Linked DNA regions of Homo sapiens: regions 2 and 3 are each linked to region 1. The links are chromatin contacts, found by Hi-C or POLR2A ChIA-PET in ENCODE. All regions are on one chromosome and are shown on one strand. The core of a region is the stretch at or near the end of the contact, and the rest is flanking DNA. Distances in the headings are between cores, read along the strand shown.

Evidence for each region. A loop is a pair of places that touch in the nucleus more often than their neighbours do. ChIA-PET counts read pairs that join two places held with the same protein, here RNA polymerase II (POLR2A). Pooled maps may share reads with other maps.
Region 2: a loop to region 1 is called in a map of CD8-positive, alpha-beta T cell, with 17 times the contacts of the local background. The contact joins the promoter of ZNF485 here to the promoter of ZNF33B in region 1. A Hi-C loop is called at or near these places in 2 of 168 maps with a recorded cell type or tissue (CD8-positive, alpha-beta T cell and naive thymus-derived CD4-positive, alpha-beta T cell), 10 of 37 single-sample maps with no recorded cell type and 12 of 50 pooled maps.
Region 3: a loop to region 1 is called in a map of B cell, with 12 times the contacts of the local background. The contact joins the promoter of HNRNPF here to the promoter of ZNF33B in region 1. A Hi-C loop is called at or near these places in 7 of 168 maps with a recorded cell type or tissue (B cell, CD4-positive, alpha-beta memory T cell, CD8-positive, alpha-beta T cell and 3 more), 15 of 37 single-sample maps with no recorded cell type and 19 of 50 pooled maps. POLR2A ChIA-PET finds 5 or more read pairs at or near these places in 3 of 52 experiments (MCF 10A, T-cell and activated B cell).

The regions. Positions count from the first base shown.
Region 1 is chr10:42,636,589-42,641,613 of GRCh38, reverse strand. It overlaps ZNF33B (zinc finger protein 33B), which reads left to right and starts at 3,044. Exons shown (of 5, transcript NM_006955.3): 1 at 3,044-3,140; 2 at 4,642-4,694. The coding sequence starts at 4,686. LOC105378268 (a long non-coding RNA gene) reads right to left here and starts at 3,309. Exons shown (of 2, transcript XR_945898.3): 1 at 3,061-3,309. RefSeq lists silencers at 1-33, 3,125-3,294 and enhancers at 3,485-3,754, 3,414-4,282.
Region 2 is chr10:43,603,770-43,608,794 of GRCh38, reverse strand. It overlaps ZNF485 (zinc finger protein 485), which reads right to left and starts at 2,357. Exons shown (of 5, transcript NM_145312.4): 1 at 2,249-2,357; 2 at 1,721-1,798; 3 at 55-181. The coding sequence starts at 1,744. It also overlaps the pseudogene CAP1P2. RefSeq lists a silencer at 2,042-2,321 and an enhancer at 2,602-2,651.
Region 3 is chr10:43,406,430-43,411,454 of GRCh38, reverse strand. HNRNPF (heterogeneous nuclear ribonucleoprotein F) reads left to right here and starts at 2,269. Exons shown (of 4, transcript NM_001098204.2): 1 at 2,269-2,324. RefSeq lists silencers at 1,850-2,079, 2,530-2,649, 3,930-4,299 and enhancers at 2,370-2,429, 3,160-3,499, 2,939-3,542, 3,510-3,559, 3,700-3,759.

The sequences.
Region 1 (5,025 bases), core at 1,795-4,294:
ATTTCATCTTATCCTTTCCTGTCCTTGCACTGGGATTTACACCATTGGCTTCCGTGGTTCTCAAGCCTTTGGACTCATACCAGAATTACACCACCAGCATTCTTGGATTTCCAGCTTGCAAATGACAGATTGTTGGACTTCTTAGCCTCCATAGACATGTGAACCAATTTCTCATCATCAATGTCTCTTTCTCCCTTACTCCCTCCTATTGGTTCTGTTTCTCTGGAGAATCCTGATTAATACACTGGGAATAAACATTTCCCCAAGCCCATACCATAGGTGTATATTAGTGTTTTTTACAATCTTTTCAAATCTTAAACTTAAAAATATTTTATTTATTTACAATTTCTCCCAATTGGAAACAACTTGCATATCCCTGGACTGGGGAATGGACAAGGAAGCTGGTAAATCCATACCAAGAAATAGGAGTCAGCAATGTCAGAGTTGACAAATTACTCTTCAGAAAGCTTTAGTTCCCTGTTGTTTGTTGCTCAAGACCAACTTCCTTGTACTTCCTTGTCTCCAAGCTACCTGTTCTGTAAACAACCTTCCCGCCTTTGCCATGCCCAGACAAGTCCGGATATGCCTTCCCGCTTAGTAATGGACAGTCCCCCTTCCTTCCCGCCTAATAGACCCTGTCAATTTTAAACCTTAGCCAATCGAGTTAGCTTTGATTGTGAGGTCTAATCCCAGCCAATGGGGAAGGGACACAGAAGTGCTAGGAACTGCATCAGGGATAAAAACCCCTGCCCTGCCCTTCTCGGTGTTCTCTTGTGATCATGACTGGCATAACCTGCACCCTTCTGCAGAAGTAAATTTCTCTTGCTGAGGAATTTTCTGCCTTTGTGCTGGTTTTCTCTGCGGCACCAGGCACTTGTTTCTAACAGCAAGAAAAACAGAAGTATTGGTACACAAAACAACACGGAAGGATCTCAATTGCATTGTGTTAAGTAAAAGATACCAGATTCAAAGACTGCATATTGTATGATTCCATTTATATAATATTCTAAAAAAGGCAAACATACAGGCCCAAAGACTAGATAGTGGCTGCAAGAGGCTAAGAGTGGTTAGAGAATCTGACTTTCAAAAGGTAGCATGGAGGAATTTTATTGACAGGTGAAATAATTTTGTATCTTGCTTGTGGTGGTGGTTACACAAATCTGTGCGTTTGTCAAAACTCATAAAATTATGCAACAAATAAAGTGAACTTTTCAGTATATAAAGCATAAATTTAAAAATGTAAATTTCAATATGTTTCACATATTTTTACTCAAATATTTGCATTTCCTTTTTTCTTTTTTTCTTTTTTGAGATGCAGTCTCACTCTGTCACCAGGCTGGAGTGTAGTAGTGCGATCTTGGCTCACTGCAACCTCCACCTCCCGGGTTCAAGCGATTCTCCTGCCTCAGCCTCCTGACTAGCTGGGACTACAGGTGCGCACCACCACGTCCAGCTAATTTTTGTATTTTTAGTACAGAAGGGGTTTCACCATTTTGGGCAGGATGTTCTCAATGTCTTGACCTCATGATCTGCCCGCCTCAGCCTCCCAAAATGCTGGGACTACAGGCGTGAGCTGCCATGCCCGGCCATATTTGCATTTCTTTCAATTCTCATAATGGACTTAAAAAGTTTTGCTGGAATGGAGCTGCTTATTTTTCTCTATTATAAAATGTAACTGATATTAAATTTATAGTTTCTGTCTTTGGTATCACATCCCTTTTTGGTTTTTTTTGAGACAAAGTCTCACTTTGTCACCCAGGCTGGAGTGCAGTGGTGCCATGATGGCTTACTGCAACCTGGGGCTCAAGTGATCGTCCAACCTCAGCCTCCTGAGTAGCTGGGATCACAGGCGCCTGCCTACATGCCCAGCTAATTGTTATTTTTAATTTTTTGTAGAGACAGGGGTCCCACTATAACGCCCAGGCTGGTCTTGGACTCTAAGGATCAAGTGGTCCTCCTGCCTCCACCTCCCAAACTGCTGGGATTACAGGTGTGGGCCACTGTGCCTGGCCCACATGTCAATTTTCAAAAATTTATACTCGTTTAAATGTTTCAATACTGTATACATGTGAATTTTATCACGTGTGATCTATATATATCTCTATATTCCAAATTGTTAGGAATGACATGCTCTTTGGAATACTCCATTCTTTCCCTCACTGTTTTGAAATGCTGTATTTACTACACATTAAAGAATACTCTCAATCATGGTGTCTTATTTCCATGGAGCAGGTGCCAAACTACTTTGAATAGAGCAATATTATATATATAGATAGATATAGATATTTCTCAGGCATTTTTTCAAGCTTTTTAAAACGTATAATGGCTGTTCATTTAGTTTTTTACTTACTCTGGATAAAGTTGACAATGCTTTTGTAAAGTACACAATACACTAAAGATCAAAGAGAAAAAATACATAAAAAAATTTGTTGATATTCTTTTAGGAATTTTGTCTTCCTAAGAAAGGTACAGATAGACTAAATGTATTTCCATTTAGTCAAGCAATTTTAATGTCACAGGGGAAATCATGTGACATTTATTTTCTTCTTTCGGATTATGTCTATTTTCTGACTTTTCAATTTCCGTTTATTGCGTTAACGATTTTGATGAAGTAGCTTTCCTGTGGCACCTCCCCCATCCCCCCCATCCCTGCTCTCAAAGAATCGCTGATAGTGTCAAAGTCTTTTAAACTGTATCAATAAGATCTACTTCCTAACATTTAAAGTGAAACTGACACACAGCTGTCCTTTCCTTGAGGCGTCTGTGTCTAACCTGCACACTTGCTGCACACAGACCTCCCCTGCAGTGCATCCCTTTGGGTCGCCCCGGGAGAGCCAGGGCTGCGGGCAGTTCCCACACCAACTCAGACCGCATCTGTCCACTGCCTAGCGGGGCACCTCTCTGCCAATCCCGAAGGGCTGCTCTCGCGTCCTCACGGGAAAGGTAGTTTCCAGGTTGGGCGCCAACAGCGCCAGGCTTTGAGCGTGGGCTCTGCGCATGCCTCATCCACTGGCTACCTCTGCGTTTCTGCGTTTCCGCCTTTCCTTTTGTTTGTCTCACGTTTTGCGTGGGAGGCGGTCCCGGGATTTCAGGGGTCTACCGGCTCTCTTATGGCGAATGCAACCCGAAGAGAGAGTGAGGTAAGCCTCCGCGGGTTGGGCAGGGACGGAGAGGGGGCCCCGCGCGACTCCAGGAGCAGGCAGCCGGGGGCCAGTGCCAGGTGGTGGCGAGGAGTCCCGGGGACCTCACGGAGAAGCCGGGGACGGCGGGGCTGCAGCATGTCTACCAGGACGCTACGCCAGTTCCTCTAAGGCGCAGCCTCTGTAGGGAGCGGGCTACGCCCTGTGCGTTGCCCTGTTTGTAGGGGCCGCGGAGGAGGGCATGTGCGCTTGCGCGGTCCGAGCGCTGAGCCTTGCGGGAGGGGCAGTTCTCTGGTTGAGCGTGTTTACGCCCATGTGCTAGGGCGCGGCCCTACCTGGGTAGGAAAGGGCGGGTGCAGTCGCCCGCCCGACATACGGACTCTGTTGCCCGTTCTGCGTTCATCCTCTTTAGGTTTCGAACTGCCCTCCAGTCATGTCCATCACCCCATCTTGTTATTTGCTGTTCCTCTGTCCTAACTTGATCTTGCACTCAGGAAGGATCTTCAAGAATTACATAATTTTGGCCTAGCGCGGTGGCTCTCTCCTGTAATCCTGCACTTTGGGAGGCCGAGGAGGGTGGATCACCTGAGGTCAGGAATTCGAGACCAGCCTGACCAACATGGCAAATCCCCGTCTCTACTAAAAATACTAAAAGTAGCCATGCGTGGTGGCCTATGACTGTAATCCCAGCTACTGAGGCAGAGAAATGCTTGAACCCGGGAGGCGGAGGTTGCAGGTAGCTGAGATTGCACCATTGCACTCCAGACTGGGCAACAAGAACGAAACTCCGTCTCAAAAACAAACAAACAAACAAAAAACCAGAATTACCTAATTTTGCCTCATTTGTTAGAAGAAAAAATAATTTTTTTGTTTTTTGTTTGTCAAGGTTACTGACTTGTTCAGGATCAAAGTTTGTTAGTAGGGAGAACTAAAAGTCACTTCTCCTGACCCCTAAGCCAGTACTACTTTTCTACACACATCAAAGCAAGTTTAAAACATCCTTTTGAGAAATAGCAACAAAGTTAGATGAAGAAATTAAAACGGATTTTTTCTTTGAAGCACTGACGCTTATGGTTTTCTGTGGACTAACTCATCAGAGGTTAAGTAACATTACTGGGAAAATCGATAGCCTAGTCCTATTCTTTACAATGGTTTTAGTGTTAATGTTTTTTCATTAAATGTATTGTTAACTTGTTTGGCCAATATTGTCATTATACATTTTTTGTGAAGACTGAGGGAGATTGAAATCCTTAGGAAGCAAATATTTACTTTCACCTGATGAAAAATCTTGTGCCCAAGAGCTACATGGTTATGTTGGAGTTGTATTAGGGTGTTCTTTCACCATTTCTACCCCCTATTCCGAAGTGTCAGAGGACATTGATATTCTCCCAGACGGAGCATTTTACCTAGTGGGTGTGTATGGCTTCTTAGGGCAGAAGAATCCGGGAGTTGCCAGGCAGGCCAAATCTTTCATGACCCCATTCCTCTTTTTCCAACTCAGCTGTATCTTCAGAGTTGTCTCCGTCTTTCCAAGAACAGAACAAAATGAACAAGGTAAGTTGTTTATTAATTCCCTACTTTATTTTGCGGTGGACTTTGTGAGATTTGTAAGAGTCAGTATGGTTTTTTTGTTTTGTTTTGTTTGTGACATGGAGTCTCGCTCTGTCGCCCAGGCTGGAGCGCAGTGTCTCCATCTCTGTTCACTGCAACCTTGCAACCTCTGCCTCCTGGGTTCAAGCAATTCACCTGCCTCAGCCTCCCGATTGGCTGGGACTACAGGCGCAGGCCGCCACGCCTGGCTAATTTTTTGCATTTTAATAGAGATGTGTTCACCGTGTTGCCCTGGCTGGTCGCAAACTCCTGAGCTCAGGCAATCCGCCCGCCT
Region 2 (5,025 bases), core at 1,108-3,607, 970 kb before region 1:
AACACAAAGTTGCCCAGCAGACCAATCCTGAGTCAAGGAGAAAGCCATCCTCACCCACAGACACCAGATTCCCATAGTTCTCCAGCATCACATCCCTGTACAGGGCCCGCTGAGCAGCATCCAGGTGTCTCCACTCAATCCGGGTAAAGGCCACAGCCACATCCCCAAATGTCAGCGGTCCCTGCAAAACCAAACCCAATTCTGCTCATCCGGGAACCCCTGAGGGAGGCATCCCAAGAGAAGGAAGCAAGGTGGTCAAAGCCAGCTTCTGACAGTTCCAACAGTGCTCATGGAAACCAACAAGTAAAAGCTGAGGGCTCAGGGGATGTGCGACTCCTCCCTTGAGCAGGTTCTTCCTGCATGCCTGTCCTGCTCCCTCCTCCAGGCCTAGCCTCTGCTCACTCCACCCTTCATGTCACCTCATCAAAAAGGTCTTCTATTTCTCCACCCCATCCTCTGCCACTCAGTCTCGAAACCCATTTCACTTTTCTTCACAGGATTTCTCACCACCTGGCAGGAGAGGTTTGCACTGACTGTCAGCATCCTCTCTAATGTGAGCTCCAGGGGGACAGTGTGGGTCACTGCTGCCTCCCAGTCAAAAACACTGCCTGACACAGAAGTGTTCAAGCTTTATTCAATCAACAAATGAATAGAAACTTTGAAAAGACATGGAAAGTGATTAGCTTTATCCGAGAATTTACAGGGAGTATGATCTGACTCTGGGGCAGAATATTTTTAAAAAAGAAAAAAAAATTGCTTTTCATAAGAGTAACAACTTACTATGTACCAGCCACGGTGCTAAACCCTGAGATACATATCATCTCTCTAAATTTCTGCCGTAACTATATAAAGTAAAATCTATTTCGTAGCTAAAGACACAAAGGTTCAGAGAGTTGGAAGAACTTGCTCAAGGTCCCAGGGCTGGTTGAAGGCACAGTATAAAAGGAAGCCACAAAAAGTGGTAATGAAACTAGAACAAATTGGAATGGCTATGAAATACTAAAAGAAAAAATGAGTAAGCCTTAAAAAAATGAAAAGTGTGTTTCAAATGAAATTACTTGACTTAGAGCAGTAGAAATGTAGGTGATCTTTAATTTTTTTAATTTTATTTGTATAATAGACACTCAAATGTTTATCACTTCCTTTCAAAATACCAATTATTTAATCAGCTTCTCAAAATCCTTCAAAACCTAGTTTTCTCCAGGATAAAAGCAAACTCCAGTCTGGGATTCTAGACCATGAATGTTTCCAACTTTCTCAGACCAGTTTGTTCATGGTCCCGCCATAATGACTTCATTCAGGCAGCGCTTTCCCCTAGTATCCTCTGCAATTATGCAAATCTCATTTATTCTTCAGGAAGAACTAAGGCGCCCACTACTCCACCCCTCCCACCCTACCACACACTAAAGGTCAAGAGAGCACTGCTATCACCCTATGTCTTTATGGCCTACGTCTTTACATGCTAACGTGTATTTTTTTCATCGTCTGCCAGTTTGCAAAGCACTTTTCTGTTTCTAGCACTCTAGAAAACATGGGTAGCAATAATCTACTTGGTGAATGACTACGTAATGGGTAGACAGGACGGAAATCGCGGGACCCATCCAGGATTGGTTCGGGTAGCTTTGTCCACACACAGGGCAGGGCATTGTCCGGGCAAGAGGCATAAACCCCACCTCGCTGAAACACGTGGTTTCTCAAGAAATGGAAAAATCAAACTTGCCTGGATCTGGGCTCTTGGGGCCATCTGTCTCCTGAACTGTTCTCCCAGGCAAGGGCTGAGAATCCTGCGTAAGTCAATCTGGGAAAGAAGAGAGGAAATTGAGGAAGTCCCTCCGTGCCCTAGCCTAGCTAGAATCTGCCCTCTAGACCAGGTCCCCGCCCGCCCGTTCCCTCCACAGGTGGGCAGACAGGTCCAGGTGGGTACGCTCGGGAAGAAAGGAAAGGGAACGGCTGCTGGGATCCGGCCTGGACTGCAGCCAGCTCCACGCCAAACACTTTTGGCAGCACCGGGGGACGGCCTTGTCAGTGGCCCAATCTGTCGGCCGGGGCGCAAGGCTGGAGCGCTCTGTGATGCACCAGCCTCGAGCGGTCGCTCCACACGGCGCAGCCACTGCGGGTGGGCACTGCCCACCGCCGCCTTCCCCTCCCACCCCGGCTCGCCCCTCGACCCGCCCCTGGGAAAGGCGGGGAGCACCCGCCAGGGGCTCGAGGCTTCAGGGACCCAGCCTGACCCCGGCCGCTCACGAACCGAACCGAGCCGGCAGGGCTGCGGAGCTGCACGCCCAGAGAGTCAGCGACCACACCACGCCGTTCGGACAGTAACCACCAGCCAGGGGCTGGTGCAGCGCTCGCACCACGCGGAGACAGGCTGGACCGGAAGCGGAAGTGGCTGAGGCCGCGGAGGCCTCTGGGAAACGTAGTCTGGGCCGCTTGGGGTCTTAGGGGCTCCATCCGCAGAGCAGGTTGGCATCACCTGGGAATCTTTGAAAAGTGAAGGTGCGGGAAGTGGAGAGCGGCTGATCGCAGTCGGGAGGTGATACATTATGACTGACATGCAAAATCTGGTAAAAAATTGGACAGGGCAGTGGGCCGCCTGGAGGCAGTATCCCATACCTCTGACATGCACCGTGGATATGGAGATAGTCCTTCAAAAGCAGGAGCAGCTCCATATGCGCAGGCATTTGACTCGCTGCTTGCCTGCCCTGTGGCAGAGTACTTGAAGATCAGTAAAGAGATTGGGGAAGACGTGCAGAAAGATGTGGAGATGGTACACACAGTTTTGAAGTTGGAGTGAGCTCTCTTGGTTACAGCTTCTCAGTGTCAATAGCCGGCAGGTAATAAGCTTTCCGATCTGTTGGCACCTATCTCAGAGCAGATCAAAGAAGTGATAACCTTTTGGGAGAAGAACCGAGGCAGCAAGTTGTTTAATCAGCTGTCAGCTGTCAGTGAAAGTATCCAGGCCCTAGGCTGGGTGGCTATGGCTCCCAATCCTGGCCCTTATGTGAAAGAAATGAATCATGCTGCTGTGTTTTATACAAACTGAGTCCTTAAAGAGTACAAAGATGTGGATAAGAAGCATGTAGACTGAGTCAAAGCTTATTTAAGTATATGCACAGAGCTGCAGGCTTACATTAAGGAGTTCCATACCACCGGACTGCCTGGAGCAAAACGGGGCCTGTGACAAAAGAACTGAGTGGACTGCCATCTGGACCCTCTGCTGGATCAGCTACTCCTCCCCCACCACCAGGCCCCCCTCCTCCACTAGTCTCTGTCAGTTCAGGCTCAGATGAGTCCGCTTCCCTCTCAGCACTGTTTGCGCAGATTAATCAGGGGGAGAGCATCACACATGCCCTGAAACGTGTATCTGATGACATGAAGACTCACAAGAACCCTACCCTGAAGGCTCAGAGTGGTCCAGTACGCAGTGGCCCCAAGCCATTCTCTGCACCTAAACCCCAAACCAGCCACAAAGAAGGAGCCAGCTGTACTTGAACTGGAGGGCAAGAAGTGGAGAGTGGAAAATCAGGAAAATGTTTCCAATCTGGTGATTGATGACACAGAGCTGAAACAGGCGGCTTACATATACAAGTGTGTCAACACGATGTTGCAAATCAAGGGCAAAATTAACTCCATTACAGTAGATAATTGTAAGAAACTTGGTCTGGTATTCGATGATATGGTGGGCATTGTGGAGATAATCAACAGTAGGGATGTCAAAGTTCAGGTGATGAGTAAAGTGCCAACCATTTCCATCAACAAAACAGATGGCTGCCATGCTTACCTGAGCAAGAATTCCCTGGATTGTGAAATAGCCAGTGCCAAATCTTCTGAGATGAATGTCCTCATTCCTACAGAAGGCGGTGACTTTAATGAATTCCCAGTTCCTGAGCAGTTCAAGACCCTCTGGAATGGGCAGAAGTTTGTCGCCACAGTGACAGAAATTGCTGGATAAGCGAAGTGCCACTGGGTTCTTTGCCCTCCCTTCACACCATGGGATAAATCTGTATCAAGACGGTTCTTTTCTAGATTTCCTCTACCTTTCTGCTCTTAAAACTGCTTCTCTGCTCTGAAAAGCACAGCTACCTGCCTTCACTGAAATATACCTCAGATGTGCAGTGGGATAGCAGGTCAGTTGATCTTCTGCAGGAAGGTGCAGCTTTTCCAAATCAGCTCAACTGCCGACGAGGACTAATGATGCATTTTAGCTTTGAGCTTTGGGGGTTATTCTACCAACAAACAGTCCACTGGGAAGAAAACAGTCCCAGGAATTAACAGATCAGAACGTTCACACTGGTTAATCTTTTTCTGACAATGAGCATGAAGGTAGCAGAAGCTGGTGTGTTTCCAGATGGTTCTTCTAACCAAACTAATTTTTCACTATTGACAAGTGAGGCAAGGATTGCACTGGACCAAAGGCTGAGGCTTGGCCATCTAGCATTCCACGCAAAATTGTTTCCTATAAGCATTCCTTTTATTCACTATTCTATCCTGGGTCTGCCTCAACCATGAGATAGGAGAGTCTCCGGTACTAGCTGCTGTAGCAGTGCCCTTCATCCAGGGCAGTTAAAGGAGTATTCAACCCTTTCTTTCTCTGGGATCCCTGCCCAGCACCTTCCTACAGAGATGAAAAAAAAAAAAAGGAAAAACAACACTCCATTCCAAGGAGTCTGGTATTCCTGAATCCTCCTTCCCTGCTAGGTGCCTGTCACCTGTCTTCACTGCCTCCTTTTCCCTGTCACACTCACCAGCTTATGGCTTCTGTCCAAGCACCTGAACAGGGGACCAAAACCTCCACTGCAAGCTGCTTTTAGGTCTTGATTTATGTAAGAATCTTGCACAGCACTGCTAATGTAAATTTCAGTTTTTTCCCTCTAGGACAAACACTTACCAAAATACGCAACTTTTTTGGTGGGAAGAGAGATTGTCCTGTGATTTCTACCCATTTCCTGATCCTGTGGAAATAAATCTTTATGTACTTAAAGTTATACAGAAAATAGAATGAAATAAATACCAAAAAAAAAAAAA
Region 3 (5,025 bases), core at 1,020-3,519, 770 kb before region 1:
TAGTAGAGACAGGGTTTCACCATGTTGGCCAGGATGGTCTTGAACTCCTGACCTCAGGTAATCCGCCTGACTCGGCTTCCCAAAGTGCTAGGATTACAGGCGTGAGCCCTTTTGGTTTAATTTTCCTAATATTCGATTTAAATTGGCTACTTGAATTTTTCTCTCCAGAAACATCTTTCTACAGCATGAGCTGTGATGCAGTCACTGTATGACTTTTTTTTTTTTTTTGAGACAGAGTTTCGCTCTTGTTACCCAGGCTGGAGGGCAATGGTGCAATCTCGGCTCACTGCAACCATCACCTCCTGGATTCAAGCGATTCTCCTGCCTCAGCCTCCAGGGTAGATGGGACTACAGGTACGCGCCAACACGCCCGGCTAATTTTTTTTTGTATTTTTAGTAGAGACAGGGTTTCGCCATGTTGCCCAGGCTGGTCTCAAACGCCTAACCTCAGGTGATCCACCCACCTCGGCCTCCCAAAGTCTTGGGATTACAGGCGCGAGCCACCGCGCCCGGCCGGCCACAACTTCTTAAGAATACCTACCTATCTGATTTTCGCCCCTTTCCTATGATGCTGAATACCTATCTGATTTTTGCAGGAACTATTTTCTGTAATTTTGCCTCAAATTATGCAGTTTTCTCTTTGGACATTTTTACCTATTCTGACAGCTCCTGCTTTACTCTTTCCATTCTCTTTCTTGGAACTAGCTTTTTCTTTTAACAAACTCCTTCCTTCATCACAATCATCCCACTCATCATCTGACACTATTTTGAGCACTCCTTTACTTTCTCTGGTGATTTAAAAAATAACGTTCAGCCAGATGCGTGGCTCAATCCAGTAATCCCAACACTCTGGGAGGCGTAGGTGGGCGGATGGCTTGAGTCCAGGAGTTCCCGACCAGCCCGGGCAACACAGCGAAACCTCGCCTCTACAAAAAATACAAAATTTAGCCGAGAGTGGTGGTGCTACTCAGGAGGTTGAGGCAGGAGGATCGCTTGAGCCCAGGAGGTCGAGGCTGCAGTGAGCCGTGATTGTACCACTGCACTCCCGCCTGAATGACAGGGCGATACTCAGTCTGGAAATAATAACAATAGTAACAATGTTCAGCTTAACCTGTGATGAGTGCCTTGACATCATCTCTTCATGAAGAAGATCCACCAAAATAAAATGGTTACAATTATTAGCCCTACAATACATCAAAAAAAAAAAGAAAAGAAAGAAAATCTGTCCCTGGCTTAGCCATTAGCCACCAAATCTGTGTGTTCAGGTGCTCTGTGACTGAAAATCTTGCCCTCGACCTGGGTCTGAGTTACATTCTGAGGTTTGGGGGCTTCTCACACCACGGAATTTATCACCTGAGCAACTTCAACCTGACAAATCCCTCCTAACGCCCTGCTCTGAGACCCCTTTAGGCGGTCTCCGGAGTACTCAGTGTACCTTTTTTTTTTTTTTTTCTTTGAGACGTAGTCTCGCTCTGTCGCTAGGCTGGAGTGCAGTGGCGCGATCTCGGCTCACGCAAGCTCCGCCTCCCGGGTTCAAGCGATTCCCCTGCCTCAGCCACCCGAGTGGCTGGGACTACAAGCGCGCGCCACCACGCCTGGCTAATTTTTTTGTATTTTAGTAGGGGTTTCACTATGTTGGCCAGGATGGTCTCGATTTCCCGACCGCCTGATCCGTCCGCCTCGGCCTCCCAAAGTGGTGGGATTACAGGCGTGAGCCACCGCGCCCGGCCTTCAGTGTACTACTTTCCTTATTTTATTTTTTGAGACAGCGCCTCGCTCTGTCGCCCAGGCTGGACGCAATGGAGCAGTCACGGATCACTGCAGCCTCGACCTCCCGGGCTCAAGCGATTCTCCCGCCTTAGCCTCCCAAATTACTGGGACCACAGGCTTGCGCCACCACGCCCTGCCATCGGCTCTCATTTCCTTTTCCCATCCTAGTCTTCCATCAGGCGTCCTTTCGGCGCACATTTCAGTGTCCTGCGGGGCTCACCAGTGTCCTTCCTCCAGGGCCTCAGGGGCAGTCAGAGGGATCTTTCCCGCCGCTCCACTCCCTCCTCCTCCTCCCCCTCCCCCTATCCCCTCCCCTCCCCTCCCTTCTCCTCTCCAGAAACGTCCTCGCTTGTCCGCCTCCACCGCCTCCCCCGCCAGCCGTGTCGGCTCTGCTCCGCGCCCAGCCGGCCAACCGGCGGCTCAGCTCTGGCGCGTCACAATGCGCCGTCGCGGCCCCGCCCCCGGACGCCGGACGCAGAAACTCCGCCCTGCCGCGGTCCTTGCGTCCTTCCGGCTCCGTCGTGGAAGCAGGACTGCGCCGCGTCTTCCTCAAGGTGGGGTTCGGGGGGCCACCGAATCGCTGTCACGCCGGCAGGTAGCAGGGGGTGGGGACGCGGGCTCCTTGGGCTTCTGTTTCCTGGTGTCCAGGGCAAAGGGCTGAGCCGGGCAGTAGGGCCTAGTCGGGGCCTGGCTCGCCGGGAGCAGGAGGGCTTCCGGCAAAGCCGCGTGCGCTCGACGGGCAGGCGCTGAGGATTGGGGCCGGCAGCGCGCCTGACCCCGCCCCTCGTAGGCTCCGCCCCGTGCTCGCAGGCGGGGGTTTCCATGGTGATGGTCAACAAGCCTCAACTGCCTCTGCTACAACTGCCAAGTTCCCCGCGTCCCACCCTCCTCTAGGTGCTCCAAGGGACCACCGGGGTGCCTGATATGAGAGCGGGAGTGTAGAGACTCGGAGGCCGAGGTGAGGGGCGGCCGAAGTCTCCGAGGTCGAAGGCCGCACACCCGGGACCTAGCGGGGACCGGGTCCCCCTGGGGGTGGGGACGGGGGGTGGGATTTGAGATTAGGGAGACTATCCGAAGTCCAGGGCCCCGTACCCGGACTACCTGGGGACTGGGCCTATTGGGGTGGGGATCGTTGGGCTGGGGCTGGGATTTGGGATCAGGGAAGAGCGATCTGAGTTTAAGCGCCGCAAACCTGGGACCGAGCGAGGACTGCACATAATGAGGGGCCGTGGCGCTGAGATTTGGGTGACGGGATTCGAGGTCGAGGGGCCCGTACGTGGGACCGGCAAGAACTGGACCCACTGGGATCGGGAGACGCAGCGTCGGAGGTCGAGAGCCGCACGCCCAGACAGTGGTCCCACGCGGTGAGCACCGCGGGCTGAGATTTTGGAGTCAGGAAAGCGCGGGGAAGGCACGGACGGCCGGGTGCGTTAGTCCGGCCCCCTGGCGGGGAGCTGGCGACTGCCGGAGGGCTCTGAAAGTGAGAACAGGCCTGGCGCAGTGGGAGGCCCAGCCGGGAGGATCTCTTGAGCCCAGGAGTTCCCGACAAGCCTGGGCAACATAGACTGTCTCTACTGAAAAGTAAAGAAAAAAAAATTAGCCACGTGTGGTGGCGCGCGCCTGTTGTCCCAGCTACTCGGGAGGCTGAGGCGGGAGGGTCGCTTGCTCTGAGGTCGAGGCTGCAGTGACAGTGATTGTGCCACTGCATTCCAGCCGGGCGACGGAAATGAGACCTTGTCTCAAAAGAAGTAATAATAGTAATAATACCTGAGTAAAATGAAAGCCGCGCGCTCACGTGGCTGCAGGCGCCTGAGAGTTGCACAAGACTTCCTTGTGGGGAGTTGGCTCCGCCCTCCTCCCACGCCCGGTTCCCGTAGCCTTAGCTCTCGGCCCCGGGCCCTTTTTCCTCCTCGGCTGCGCCGCGTGTCCTCGGAGCGCGGTCCCTGTATTGGTCTCCTGCTCCTAGAGGTATCGTGTTTGTATTTGGGGTGAAAATCTGACTCGTGCGCGCTCTTCAGCTTAGTCGTCCTTTTTTTTTTCCTTTTGTTTGTTTGTATTAAGTATTTTCGTCGATTCCGCCCTGCTCGTAGGAAACTTGTGGACGGGGCCCGGCTCCTGCTGCGCCGGCTGCCCGGCTCCCCCAACCGCAGAGTCGTGGACCAGGGTTTTGAGGAGCAAGGCACCCGACTCGCCCTCCCCCCAAGGCCGCCCCGGGCGCGGGAACCCCTCCCCCTAGGCGCCTGGGACCCCCGCTCGGCTCCGCGTGTGTCCCGGCGGAGGGTGGAAGGAGAGCCGAGCTCGGCCATTGCCCGCGGGCGGCCCGGGGACGAGCTGACGCGCCTCTTTAGTTCTCGAAACTGCTCGCGGGCGCTGGGGGCTCGGGCCGGCCATCTGCGTGGCGGGACGCGAGGCGCGCGCTGGCGGCTGCGCGCGAAGGGCAACGGGCGGCGGCGGCGGCTTCCCGGAACCGCGCGGGGCGGGCCCTGCGCCGGGGTCAGGGCCACAGCCTCAGGCGGCAGGGAGTTCTGAAAGCGTAGTTTTCAGTCGTTCCGTCCCAAAAGTCATCTTAATTCTTCCAAAAATACACGCATATAATTCTTTCTACTTAGTTATATTTTTAAAAGTTAAATACGTGGTTGTCTCTGAATTCCTAGTAAGATGAAAATTTCTTGGGTTCTCCAGGTAGGTGAAAGATACCTTAAGTGCTATTCCTGCAAAGTGACTCGTTGCTCTCACAGAATTTATAAACTATAAAATAAGACATTACTACTTTAATGAATATTAAGAGAGAGATTGCTTTATTCCTAAGCAAGAAGATCTTTTCCCTTGTAGGTATTACATTCCGGTGTGCATTCTGTAGATTAGAGTCATTATCGGCCGGGCGAGGTGGCTCACGCCTGTAATCCCAGCATTTAGGGAGGCCGAGGTGTGGGAGGATCGCTTGGGCCCCAGAGACCTACCCCGTCTCTATAAAAAAATATGTATTATTTTTTGAGACAGGGTCTCACTTTGTTGCCCAGGCTGGAGTGCAATGGTGTGATCTCGGCTCGCTGCCGAGATCCTCCTGTGCTCAACGGATCCTCCCACCTCAGCCGCCGAGTATCTGGGACCACGGGCACTCTCCAGCACGCCCGGCAAATTTTTGTATTTTTTGTAGAGATGGGGTCTCCTTATGTTGCCCAGATTGATTTTCAAACTTTTGTGCTCAAGCGATTCTCACGCCTCTGCCTCCCAAAGTGCTGGGATTACAGGCGT